Linked DNA regions of Homo sapiens: region 2 is linked to region 1. The links are chromatin contacts, found by Hi-C or POLR2A ChIA-PET in ENCODE. All regions are on one chromosome and are shown on one strand. The core of a region is the stretch at or near the end of the contact, and the rest is flanking DNA. Distances in the headings are between cores, read along the strand shown. Region 1 overlaps CTIF (cap binding complex dependent translation initiation factor). Region 2 has its middle 24 kb from the start of SMAD7.

Evidence for each region. Hi-C counts contacts between places; a loop is a spot of excess contacts on that map. ChIA-PET counts read pairs that join two places held with the same protein, here RNA polymerase II (POLR2A). Pooled maps may share reads with other maps.
Region 2: a loop to region 1 is called in a pooled map, with 2.6 times the contacts of the local background. The contact joins two enhancer-like sites. A Hi-C loop is called at or near these places in 1 of 168 maps with a recorded cell type or tissue (right lobe of liver) and 2 of 50 pooled maps. POLR2A ChIA-PET finds 5 or more read pairs at or near these places in 2 of 52 experiments (GM12878 and naive thymus-derived CD4-positive, alpha-beta T cell).

What each region holds. Positions count from the first base shown.
Region 1 is chr18:48,801,232-48,807,683 of GRCh38, reverse strand. All of the region lies in intron 9 of CTIF (cap binding complex dependent translation initiation factor), which reads right to left. Among named protein-coding and RNA genes, the nearest start is that of CTIF-AS1, 37 kb to the left of the region's middle. RefSeq lists an enhancer at 5,952-6,391. Within about 2 kb of position 4,708, at least 13 of the 41 ENCODE cell types and tissues checked have a DNase peak (open chromatin) inside an H3K27ac peak, as active enhancers do; they include right lobe of liver, where a contact is called at or near this core.
Region 2 is chr18:48,971,201-48,977,852 of GRCh38, reverse strand. No RefSeq gene overlaps it. Among named protein-coding and RNA genes, the nearest start is that of SMAD7, 24 kb to the right of the region's middle. RefSeq lists silencers at 1,449-1,568, 1,599-1,898, 1,999-2,118. Within about 2 kb of position 2,217, at least 24 of the 41 ENCODE cell types and tissues checked have a DNase peak (open chromatin) inside an H3K27ac peak, as active enhancers do; they include right lobe of liver, where a contact is called at or near this core.

The DNA.
Region 1 (6,452 bases), core at 3,459-5,958:
CACTTGCACCTGGAGGTGGAAGTTGCAGTGAGCCGAGATTGCGCCACTGCACTCCAGCCTGGGCAACAGAGCGAGACTCTGTCTCAAAAAAAAAAAAAAAAAACACAACAACAAAAAGTTTATGAAACGTTTACAATAGCATGGGGAAAATGTTTATATAATGTTAAATGAAAAAAGCAAAACTGAAATTGCATTTACCATATAATCTCATCCATGAATAGAGTTTTTTTTAAAAAGAAAGAGGAGAAATAGTGTTTCACAGGAGTTGTCTCTCAATAGCGGAATTATGGATGACCTTTATTCTCTACATTACTTTCTGAATTTCTGATTCTCTGTGAATGTTTCTCTTTATAATCAGAAAAACAGCTATTTTAAAAGAAACTGGCAGGTTGTGACCCTTTTCCTTGATTTTTTGCATTAGGACAGTGGAATTCTTCTGGTAATCTGCCAGTCAGCAGTGATTCTCACGAGAAGGGTGGGGAACTGGGGTGTGAACATGCCCCGCCCAGAGGCCACCAAAACCCAGCCTGTGTGTCTCCTCTTGACACATGTTATAGGTTGCCAGCTTTTCCTCTGGAACAAGGAGTCCTTTCTGCCAACCGAAACAAGCCATTCCTCTAGCTCTGCCCCTAACCTCAGCCTCTTGTATCCAAAAGCAGCAAGGGGCCTCAGATTGGTGGCAGCCATTTCAAAGCCTGGTATTTGGCTCTAGGTTCTCATCTGATTGGCAGGCTACCTCCCAGCAACCCCTAGTGCCTTTCCCCAAACTTTAAGGCTACCATTTAAGCCCCGTTTCCTGCCTAAAACTATTTATTGACGTACTGCTATTTCCTGCACCGGCCACATCAATAAGCCCTGAAAGCCATTCAGTGTCTCAGGTTTCTCAAGGCATTCTGGGAAATTCTTCCCACTCGGGATAACCACATGAGCTCTGGCATGGTGGAGCGCAGTGGCCAAGCCAAAAACAGCTGTATACAGGCAAAGGGGAAAAAACACCCCCACACCACCCAGCAGCGCAAACCACCACAGGGAGATGCTGCTGGAGGGTGGGGTTGGGGGTAGTCGAGGCACAAGGACTATGATGCATATATTTTTTACACTTCCTGAGGGAGATGGGCAGCCCCTACCAATCGCTGCAAACTCACCTTCATTTCGGGCTCCCTCTTGGAAAATGAATGGCCTAGGGAAATTTGCCCATCCAAACGCTATGCCCCCAGTGACCCTGGTTTGTTTCTGTCCAGAGAGGTGGCTGCTGTTGCCATCTCTCCAGTGGGGAGGAGAAAGTGCACTTTTATTTACTGCTAGCAGGAAGTTTCTTTTCCTTGAGAAGCTGGATACATGTGGGAGGGACAGACCATGGGGAGCTGTGGGAGCCCAGCAGCCAGGAGTCAATCCCAGGCATTCTTCTCCCGGGCAATTGGTTGCATGGCTTAAAAAACATATTTGACAGAATTCTTTATACTGAAAAGAGGAAACTAATTTTCAAATAAAAGGTGCTTTATTTTTTATTTGGCCCCAACTTTCCTTCTTTCACCTTCCTGCTCCCACATTCCCTCTTTAGGGAGGCTTCCCTGGCTGTCCCCTCCACCACAGCCCCCGGGACTCCTCATTCCGACTCTGCTATGCTTCCTTCCCAGCCCTGATCACCTCCACTAGGTCTGATGTCTGTTGATGACCTGACTTTTTGCTAGAAGGGCTTCCTGAAGGCAGGAATCCTGTTTTCTGAGCCATCTTCATGTCCCCTGGAATGGGACTTGGCTCGTTGTAGGTGTTCAATGAACGTGTGTGGACCGGATGCATAAATATCCCACGGTACGTGGTCAGACAGCTCTTCTCTAAGAGGACAACCTGTCCAAAGGGTAGGGGGCTGTTAATCTAAGACATAAGAGTACAGAGTCAGCATGTATGCCTGTCTCATCTTTTCTTTCATTTGTGGCTGACAGTTCACTCCTGATATTTTCTTCCCACCTTCTCTGGGCCAGTCCCAGTCCCTGCTCCAAGGCCACCGTCTCATGACATTTGTTTCACTTTTGTGGGTAACATTTTTGCCATACAGTGATGTTTCTTGGCTTATTGGATTTTTTTTCCCCCTTCCCAGGGTTGCTTCAAGTAAGGCCACGACATTCCGCAGAGCCGCCCTTTGGTGGTGTGGTGGGGTCACAGTTGACGTCAATGTAGCTCCACCCCAACCCCGAGTCTCCCCTGTGTCAGACTCTCCCCTCAGGGCTTTGCTGAGGCTAGTTGCAATCCCCCCGGCAGGCTTTCCTCCTTGGTCCCCCCCACCAGTGAAGCCCCCTCACTCCTCCGTTCCTATCACACAGCCCAGGGCCTGCGGCCTGGCCCCCATGGCTAGACCTGGCCTTGGGTAGTTCCTGGAAGGCTCTTTTCTCACCCCAGTCATCATCATTTGGGAGGAGCCCAGGACAGGAGCCTCCAGCTCAGAGAGACAGTGCAGTCCTTCCTTGGCACCTGTTCCTATCAACAGTGAAGCAGAGGGCTGGGAATTCCCAAGCGTAGGGCTGGCCTGCAGCATGGAACCCACAGACACTGTGACACATCAGGTTACCCCCAGCCTGAGAGACGACCCTGAATGTTCCCTTCTGTCCTTCCCTGGGACTTCTGGGCTCCATGAAACCTCAGAATCCTTACAGAAAAGGATTTAGCAATGTTAAGCCACCTCAAGTTGGTTCCTGTGACTTGGGACAAAAAGAACTCATCAGTACAACAGGCTTCTCCTAGGTGACAAAATAATGGATTCCCAGGCCCTGGGGATGAGGATGAGACTGGGGCCTGGATGCTGGGGACTGGACGGTGAGGGGCAGAGTCAGAGAAGTGGGCACTGAGGCTGGGTGGGCAGTGCTTCTAGCAGAGCTGGAGTCAGGATAGGAGGAGAAGCAGGGAAGGGGTGATCTGGTTATTGCCCGGGTCCTGGGTGGCAGCCCATGGACCCTGCCTCTCACACACCCACCTAGGGCAGCATCGTGGAAGGTCTTGGCATCAGTCTGATTGGGTCAGGCAAACCTCCTTGGCTTAAATGAGTAACATGTGCAACGTATCTGGTGCAAAGTAGGTGCTGAATAAGCGGCAGAGAGACCTGGTAGCTGTATCCTGAGTTACTCCATCCACCAAAGCCTGCCTCGGACCTGGCCGCCCCCGACCCCTGGCAGTCTGCACATGCAGCCCAGCCAAGGGGCATGTCTGCTGGGCTGTACTCACAGCTGGCCATCATGCCACGTCCTGGCCACAGCTGCCAGTCTTGGCTCAGTCCTGCTGAGCCCTGAGGCCTGGCCCTGAGGACTCAGCCACACCTAGACTCTGGAGCAGTCAGAATCTGACCTGCATGTCACTCTGCACTCTGGCAACAGTCTGTGGTGGCTGCACATCTTGTCTGGAGGGAGACGGGGACCATGTGGGCACTGGGCTGCAGCCTCCGCCCTGGGACAAGTTTGCTTGAGTTCTGATGCCAGCTGGGCCCTGAACTACTCCTTGGGTTTGGGTGTGTCCCTTTTTAGGTGGACTTGAACCTTTCCCCAAGTATCCCTGATCTCCCTGGCCAACGACCCCTGACCATTCCACTGCTTCACTCTGCTCTGCCCCTAGACACTGAGGATTCTTGGATGCCAGTGACAGAAACCATCTCAGACTAGCTGAAGAGGCACACAGGCCTGGGCTGTCTTACATGGAAGGTGGGCCCTAGGACACAGCCTGTCCCCAGGGCTCAAACAGCAACCCCAGGGCTGGTCCTCCCTTCTCTCCCCTCTCTCCCTTGTCTGGGCTTTGACTTGCATGCTGACTGATTTTTCTGCTGCCACAGACAGGTTCTCCCTTTGCCATGGCTAAGATGGCGGTCAGCAGCACCTGGTCTCTCTCATAATGGTTCTTGAGCCAAAAGGAAGACAGAGCCCCCCCTCCCCAAATGTCAAACCCTCAAATCTCAGGGAAGGATTCTGACTGGCCCTGCTCATCACATGACTATCTCTCAGCCCAATCACTGTGGCTGTGGTGATGGGGTTCCCTGATTGGACAGAACCAGGTCATGTGGTCATTCTGCAGCTGGGGCAGGTGGGCTCAGTGACAGATCCCTGGACCACACGCAGAAATAACAGCTGCCCCCTGCAATCACAGGCCTTACCTAGGACCATCGGGTGGCTGTCACAGGTGCCTGACACTCTCCTGAGCATCATGTCAAATTCCCGATGTACTGGGTGATTGCTGCCCTTTCTGTCCCATCCAAAAGAATGAAGAGAGAGTGATATGATGAGGATTATCTTGAATCTGCTCTAATCAATGGACATGAAAATCAAGCCCCAAATGCCGATCCTTTAACTATTATTAATAAAAAATTACCAGACACATTCTCTGTGACTGATGGTTCATGACACTGTGGCTGGAAATGCTTTCTCCCCAGCAGTTGGCTCTAGACAAAGGGCACACACTGTGGCTGGGAACAGCCATCAGCCACTTCCAGCTAAATCTGGATCACTCTGGAGACATTTCCAAGTTTCCCAGGCTGTGAGCACCCAGCATATTTCTATTGGCAAAATCAGGTCAGGTAGGCTCAGCTCTGCTGATCCGTAGGAGGGGACAGGGAGGCGGGGGGATGGCGCTGGGTTGCAGCAGAGAGAAGCTGAGAAGTCAGGCTGATCCAGCAGGAATTCTGTCTCACACTTAGGCAGGCGCGAAGCCTTATTCTCAGGCAAGGGAGCCAGCACCTGCTGTGGCTGTGGCCTTGAAAAGCCCTCAGAAGAGGCTGGAAGTTTTCCTTTCAGCCTGAGCAGAGAGAGAAGGCTGGATTGTCTGACAGATGAAGAATACCAGTGGGACAAGCAGGAATTCCTCAAAGCAAGGTGTCACTGGACTCAGCCTCAGGGAGGACGTTAGTACCACTTGTCAGGTCAAGGGGCGTGAGGGGGCTGAAGTTCCCAGGCTCAAGGGCAGCCCTCAGTGATTACACACTTAGTAGCTGGTGCCCGTGCTGGCGCCCTGATCTTCTCTGCCGCCTGCCTGATGTTCATGTCACTGTCTCGCCATACCTCTACACAGCACTCTGCCTTTCTAGGCACTTCCTGCAGCTTTCCTGGCTCTGCCCCACACAGCAGCTCACTGGAGGATGAGGCTCCTTGATCTGCCTACCTTCTGAGGTTGACAGAGCTGGAACCCAGGTCTCTGATCCTGGGCCTGGTGCTCTTTGGACCCCCCAAGGCATCAAGTTTGAAAAGGTCATCATGCAGACATGACAGCCACCCACCCCTGCCTTACACTTCCCTCCAGGTCCTCAGAGGAGAGGGCTGAGTTGTTGTCTCTGCAGAATTCGGATATTCCCTGCCTGGCTGCCATCCTGCCCAGGAGAGAGGCCGAGGGCTTGGAGACAGGTGTTTGCCAGGCCTAGGCCCGGGCACAGGTGGTAGGTCTTATCCATGACATGAAGCTCTCTGTGGAAACAGAGTGGGGCTGTGCTCACTGAGGCCTCAGCCTGAGGAGCAGGCCAACCGCAAAATAAAAGGACAGCAAGACTGGCCAACTGCTGTGACTCTGTGTCCCCATCTATAAAATGGAAAGTCACCATGTGACTGTCAGGCCAGTCACCGTGCCTCTGCATCCTTATCTATAAAATGAAAGAGACCTTTGACCTGCACCCAGGTGACAGAGTGACGCAAACAGGTGTAATAACCCTTCCTAATCAGCAAAGGGTGACTGTGCCCATATTCTGCTATGTGAGAAACTGAAGCATAAGTTGGATGAATGTTGTATCCAAGGTTTCCTGTGGGAGGAACTGGGAGCTGGGGCCAGAATTCAGCTTATCCAGCTTTTTGGAGATTCCTAGAGTCTTCTCCACGGTTTCTGCCTGGACCAGGTTCTACTAAGAAGGTTGGGTCCCCAACCCTAGGCAGAAATGGCATCTGGGATCCCTCTGCTCTGGAAGCAGTTGGAAGCTGAAGAAATGACTTTTGAAACCCTACTTTCAATGAGTGGCCCAATTACTTCTGAAATTGTCCGGAAGACTGGCTTTAAAAATAGATGAATACACAGGCGTTACTAAGCTATTTATAGAATTTGAGAAAACCCCTTGAAATGCTCACAAAAAGATTTGACCTATAATGGGGATTCCAGAATGACTCGGCCTGAAGCTCACATCCACCCACAACTTTGAACTTTGCCACAGATGGTCTTTAAAAGTCATGTTAACATTTATGTGGCATTATCCCTCAAGGAAGCTGCAATGGGAGTGCACACATCCTTTATCTAAGCCGTATCCCAAAATGTCTACTGGACAACAGTTGAGGAACAGCCGGAGGCGGAGGGAGCCAGGATAGAGAAGGACACAAAGTCTAGGGAGCTTGGGGGAGACCAACGTTTGCGTCTGTGAAATGGTGATCCTGGCCTGTGCCTGCCTCTGGAGACCATATGGGGTTATAGACCAGGAAGTGACTGTTGTGCCTGCCATTTCTGCA
Region 2 (6,652 bases), core at 968-3,467, 170 kb before region 1:
CCTCCTAGCCTCCTGGCTTCCCACACCCTTAGGGCTTCGGCCAGCTTTCTTGGGGTACCACCTACATACAGTATGATGCACCCATTTTGCATTCAGTGTTGGATGAGTTGGGACAACTGTATACTTCCATCCACATAACCGCTCCCGGAAATGGGGCACCCAGGGCCAGGGAGGAATGGGGGGTGAGGGGCCATGGGGGAAAGGCCTTCCAGTGGGGAAGGTTACTGACTCCTCAGTAACCTGAAGTCTCAGGGTCCAGAGAGGCCGGTAGGTGGGTGGGGAGTGCTCTGCGGTCGCAGGTGCCAGAGACTGAATCAAGATATGGGACAGTTCCATCACCCCCAGAATTCCCTTGTCCTCATCCCAGTCACTGCCCCCACCCCCACCGCAAGACAACCAATACTTTTGGTGGACTAGGGACTACATTTGTCTCTTCTAGGGTTTTCCATAAATGGGGGCCACACCATATGTATCCTTTTGTGTTTGGCTTCTTCACTCAGCATAATAATGTATGTGGGGTTTACTCAGCTTCGCCCGTCAGTAGTCTGATCCCTTTTATGCCTGCAGAACAGAACCAGGAAGAGGTGGCCTCTCCGCCGCTGTGCCTCCTCAGAACCTGCTGTGGCTTCTGAGCAGCGGTGGCTTCAGTGCTGGGCACACTGGGCCTGGCCCACAGGAAGGGCTCAAGTTCGTTGCGAGCAAATTGACTGAACCCTTGATATTCGGGAAAACACAAATTGCCTAAACTAGGCGGGGAGTCATTTCATTGCTTTTCTTTTCTTTTCTTTTCTTTTTTTTTTTTGAGACGGAGTCTCGCTTTGTCGCCCAGGCTGGAGTGCAATGGCGCCATCTCGGCTCACTACAACCTCCTTCTCCCGGGTTCTACTGATTCTCGTGCCTCAGCCTCTCAAGTAGCTGGGATTACAGGCATGCGCCACATGCACGGCCAATTTCTTTCCCCCCCCCCCTTTTTTTTTTGTATTTTTAATAGAGACAGGGTTTCACCATGTTTGCCAGGCTGGTCTTGAACTCCTAACCTCAGGTGATCCCCCAGCCTGGGCCTCCCAAAGTGCTGCGATTACAGGCGTGAGCCACCTAACCGGCCCATTTCATTGTTTTTCAAGCAGTCCCACCAGCGTGGAGAGGAAGGGGTAAAATTTAAATACGATGAAGAGGAAAGGACGGCTTAAGATAAAGAGCTTGGGCTGACGAGGGAATAGTCCCAGGGTTCAATTATCCAGCAGAGCGCGGCCTCCCCACGCCCGCCCACCGGGGATAATTAAAAGCCGGACGCCTCGGTCCCTTCCCCAGGGAGGCGGCGGCGCTCCGCGTGTGAAACGGCGCTCAGAAATGAACGGCGACACAGTGGCTTCATTGTTCGGCGGCGGGGGAAACTGAGGCCGGAGGGCGGCCGCCGGGTGACTGGAGGCTGGGTCACCACGTGAGTCAGAGGCGCAGACGGGCAAGATTGCTGTCATTAAGGTTTACAGGTCTGCAGCCGCCGCCGCGGCTGTGCGGCCCGAGCCGCGCCCGGCCCGGGTCTCGCTCGGCCACCCCGCCTCGGCGCCTCGAGCGCAACTGCGGGTGGCTCGGCCACCGCGGGGGGCTGGAGAGGTGACCCCGACGGTCTCCGCCCGCCCTGCGCTCCTCTGCCGCCGCCGCCGCCGCCCCGCTCCCGCGGGCCCGCCCTCTGACAGCGCCCGCTGAGGGCCAAGCCTGGCGGCTGGAACCTGAGCCCCGGGGTGGCTGCCACCCCCGCCCGGCCTCTACCTGCGCCACCCGCGCGGCGCCCCGGGAGGCGGCGCGAGCTCTGGGAGCGCGGCGCCGGGAAGACGGCATACGGCCCGGCCCTCGCCGCCGCCCGGCGCCTCCGCTGCGCGCGCGCCCGCCGCCCCGCCCCCCACTCCTGGGCGCGCGCACCTCGCTTCTCCCGAGGCCGCGGGGTCCCGGTTGCGCGCCCGGCCCGCCCGCCCCTTCCCCCTGCCTCCCCGGCCTCGCGTCGCCACCCGGCTGAGTCACGGGCCGCGCACACTGCACGTCTGACTGCACGGGCCCCTCGGGCCTGCACCTCCGCGGCCCGGAAGGGACGGAAGCCCCGCGTCCCCACCCCCACCCCGGGAGGGTCCCTGCGGCAGTTACGGGGGAGCAGCGATAGCTGCCCTGGAGGTCGCATTCCCACCCGGCCCCCGAGTTCTCCGGGAGAACTCCCCCGCAGCCTCGGCGGCATCGCCTCCTCCAATCTCCCCAGGAATCGTGTTTCCCCCAACCCTGCCTCCGTGCGCGCCGGGGTGGCGGCGGGATCCCGGTGCCGCCACCCCTCGGCCCCTCCGCCGCCGTGCGGGACCGCGATGGGGGAGGGGACAGGCCCGGTTTCGGTGAGGGGGCTGGGGTCGGCCACGCCCTCTTCCCTGGCCCCAGGGTGGGGGCCGCGAGGATGGCGGGGTCACCGGGCTGAACTCGCGCCTGTCTGACCTGCGGGGGTGTAGGCGGTGTGGACTGTGGACTGGAAGACGTCCTTAAATTTTTAAAAATAGTCTTGCCGTATGGAGAAGAACACTGGAACCTTTAAGTCCGCATCCCCTCGCCCGATTCGGCTCGTCTTAGTCCAGAGTGTAACTCCAAACATACTTATTAAGAAACTGTTGCTTTATTTTGACTCGTTTACATAAAATTTCCACTTTGGGGGGGATGGCGGTGGGCTTGTGGATTCCCTAAAATAACTTTTAATGGAGCGAAGCCTTCCATTATGGGAAGCGCCTAGACGCGGAGAGGCGTCTGGGGGCCTGGGTTGCCGTCACAGCCCTGCCACCAGCTGGCTGAGCGACCGGGGCACGTCGCTGCCCCCTCTGCCCGTGTTAGGAGAGTGGCCGCGGCGGGGCGACTGCACGAGCTGCCCCTAGGATTGAAAGACAGAGGCTGTCTCTCCTTAACTTGCTTTGATCCTGCAGAGAAGCAAAATGGAGTGAGATTAAAAATAAAGAAGATGCAAGCAGTTTGCTTTTCTGAATGGTGTGCCTTCCGCCCCGCTCCAGTTGTATTTATCATGCAGACAAGGTCAAGGTAACCTTCACGGTCTGGCCAGTTCCATTAAGTACAGAGTGCCCTTTCACTAGGAGGAGACCTCCATTGAGAACTTTACTTCCCACATCACTCGGGAACCTTCAGGGCTTTGAAGGCTCCTACTCCAAAGGGTCAGGAGGGGAGAGGCCCGGAGGGAATGCGAAGAGAGACTTTTCACAAAGGGAGAGAAGAATGAAGGTGAACAGGTGATGTCGACTTGATGTGTGACATTTAGGGATTCATAAACGGTTTATGGTCCTGTCCCAGGAGGCCCTGCCCTCCCCACCCCCATGGCTCCGAGGGGCTGAGTAATGTGGACACCCCGAGGTAGCGAGGTAGCGCAGCTAGGAGACTTTACTGCCTGGTCCTGCGCTCTGCTAACCTGCCTGCTTCCTTCCTCCCTCCCCTCTGCTCTGCCAGGGTGGGTAGGGGGGTGAGTGGAACAGAGCCCACAGGGATGCTGTTTCACAAAGCTAGTGTCAGGGTCCCCTCCCACCGCCCCCCAGCAGCACACACGTGCATTAGCATGTCTGTGATGGGTGAGAGGCAGCTGCAGGGAATCGCAAGGTTAATTTAAAATGATGGAGTGGTGGGAAGAATGAAAGGCCACGATTAGAGCTCAACTTTGAAAGAAGGCAGGGGAACAATTACTTTAAAAGGTTTTAATTGGTCCTGTTCTGAAGAACTCACTCCTCCTTTGCTAAAACCCTAGGCCAGCTCAGACCTGCATTTCTGGATTGCCCAAGTGCCTCCCTGTTTTTCCCCTTTGAACAGTAATTCTCAGAGTGAATGCCTCCACTGCCCTCTCTCCGTAGCCTTCTCGGTTTTGGTATATGGGTGTGTGTGTGTGTGTGTGTGTGTGTGTGTGTGTTTGTGTGTGTGTGTAGCTAGCTGGCTACTTATCTATCTTTATATAGCAGATTTGCAGGCTGGCAGGTCAAAGGACTTGCAGGAGGAGAAGAGGGCCTCTCTAAATTATTCTCTCAACTCCTTAGCCTGACTCACTTGGGGCGGGTCTACATTGCAATCTAAGTAAAGTGAGGGAGGAAAGTGGCTTCTAGCAAACTGAAAACCTTTTGAGAGAAAGGGCGATGGGCCTGAAGGTGAGGTCCTAGCTATGCCAGCCATGGAAACAAACACCCTGTAAAACACTGAACTCCCTTTCAAGTTACTTGCAATTGACTGGCTTGCACCAGATAATAAGGCTGGGTTCTTTCCCGCAAGAGAACTACCTACATCTTAATGGAAAAAGGGGTCAAAAGTGGCCAGTCTGCTCTGTTCAAAATGTTCAAAAATGGCGGATCCTAGGACTGGGGCTGGAAATGCTGAAGATGAGTCCGGAACACCTTGTGGTTCTGGGAAGTAAGAAAGTGCTCAAGATGAAAGGGATGTGGGTATGTCAGAAGGACACAGGGACCAACCTGAAAGAGGGCCCAGCCTCAAACCTGGAACAACTGGAACAACAAAATCAATAATGTAGTATTAGATTCAAATATAAAATATAAAATAGGGGCCGGGTGCGGTGGTTCACGCCTGTAATCCCAGCACTTCGGGAGGCTGAGGCAGGCGGATCACTTGAGGTCAGGAGTTTTGAGACCAGCCTGGCCAACACGGTGAAACCCCATTTCTACTAAAAATACAAAAATTAGCTGGGCGTGGTGGCGGGCACCTGTAACCCCAGCTACTCGGGAGGCTGAGGCAGGAGAATCACTTGAAAGCAGAGGTTGCAGTGAGCCAAGATTGCACCACTGCACTCCGGCCTGGGCAACAAGAGCGAAACTCTGTCTCAATAAATAAATAAATAAATAAATAAATAAATAAAATACTTGTGAATGAACCCATGCTAATACAAAGGCATGGTTGGATAAGTGCATGGAGAAGAAGAGACAATCTCGCATGCAGATAATTTCAAATAATTCATGTAGACAAAACACTACGTATCTGTGTATGTAGGTAAACTCCCCTGAAGGAAGTGGAGCCTAATTCCCTCTCCCGTTGAGGGTGCACTGCCCTTAGTGATTTGCTTCCAAAGGCTACACACAGTATGGAAGGAGGTTGTGGGAGAGAAGAACTTTATAGTGGGGAAACCTGCAAACACTACCTGACCAGTGCTGAAGGTCAGCATCACCAGTGCTAAGTCATGTTGACAGCATGCACCGCAATATGATGTGGACTTCTTTTCCCTAACCCATAATTCCAGTCTAACGATGAGAAAAACATCAGACAAATCCTGTTGAAGGACATTCTACAAAATACTTGACCTGTGTGGAATCCTGGATGGGTTCTGGAAGAGAAAAAGGACGTTAGGGAAAAATGAATTGGAGTAAAGTATGGAATTTCGTTAATAGTAATATACCAACGCTAGTTTCAGGGTTGTGACGAATATTGACAGAATAATTTAAGATGGAAATTGAATATGGGGTAATACTGGAACTCTCTTTGCAACCTTCCTGTAAACCTAAAAATATTCTAAAAGAAAAGGTTAAAAAAAATAAAAAGACCCAATTTAGCTGGTCTAGATTGGGCCTTAGAATCACAGGATTCACAGGATTTAGGCATTCTAAGAAGGGGAAGGGTTAGCAATGGCGCCCAGGGGACCCTTAGAAAGAAACTGCCGAGACCGGTTGGCGAGTTGATCAGGCAGAGTAAAATAATTTGGTTTTTAAATCACATCCTAGCCCATGTATTGTGATTTTAAAGTAGCTTGCAGTTGTCCAAACCAAAAAGAACTCCATCCTGAATTCCTCTAGGTGTAAACTGAAATTTAAAAAAAAGTGCATTTTAAAAAATATGATCTTTGGCTGGGTGGGGTGGTTCACGCCTGTAATCCCAGCACTTTGGGAGGCCGAGGCGGGTGGATCATGAGGTCAGGAGTTCAAGACCAGTTTGGCCAAGATGGCGAAACTCTGTCACTACTAAAAATACAAAAAAATTGAGCAGGGCATAGTGGCAGATGCCTGTAATACCAGCTACTTGGAGGGTGAGGCAGAGAATTGCTTGAACCCGGGAGGCACAGTTTGCAGTGAGCCGAGATAGTGCCACTGCACTCCAGCCTGGGTGACAGAGCGAGACGCCGTTTCAAAAAAAAAAAAAAATGTGATCTTGTTCATATACAGTTCAAAGCAGGCAAAAGTAACCTCAGGTGTGAGGAGCCAGACTAGTAGTTACTCTTGGGGAGTGAGTGGGAGGGTGAAGGGAAGGAGAGTCTAGGTTGGTGATGTTCTGCCTTTTGAGCTGGGAGCTGGCTAGCTAGGTGTTTTCAGTTTGAAAAATTCAGCAAGGTGTATGCTTAAGATCCATATGCATTTTTCTATATGTATTAATAAGTTGTATCAATAAAAAGTTTAGAAATTATATAAAATAGTCCGGGCGAGGTGGATCACGCCTGTAATCCCAGCACTTTGGGAGGCCAAGGTGGGCGGATCGCCTGAGGTAAGGAGTTAGAGACCAGCCTGGCCAACATGGTGAAACCCTGTCTCTACTAAAAATACAAAATTAGCCGGGCATGGTGGCGTGCGCCTGTAGTCCCAGCTACCCAGAAGGCTGAGGCAGGAGAATTGCTGGAACCCAGGAGGTGAAGGTTGCAGTGAGC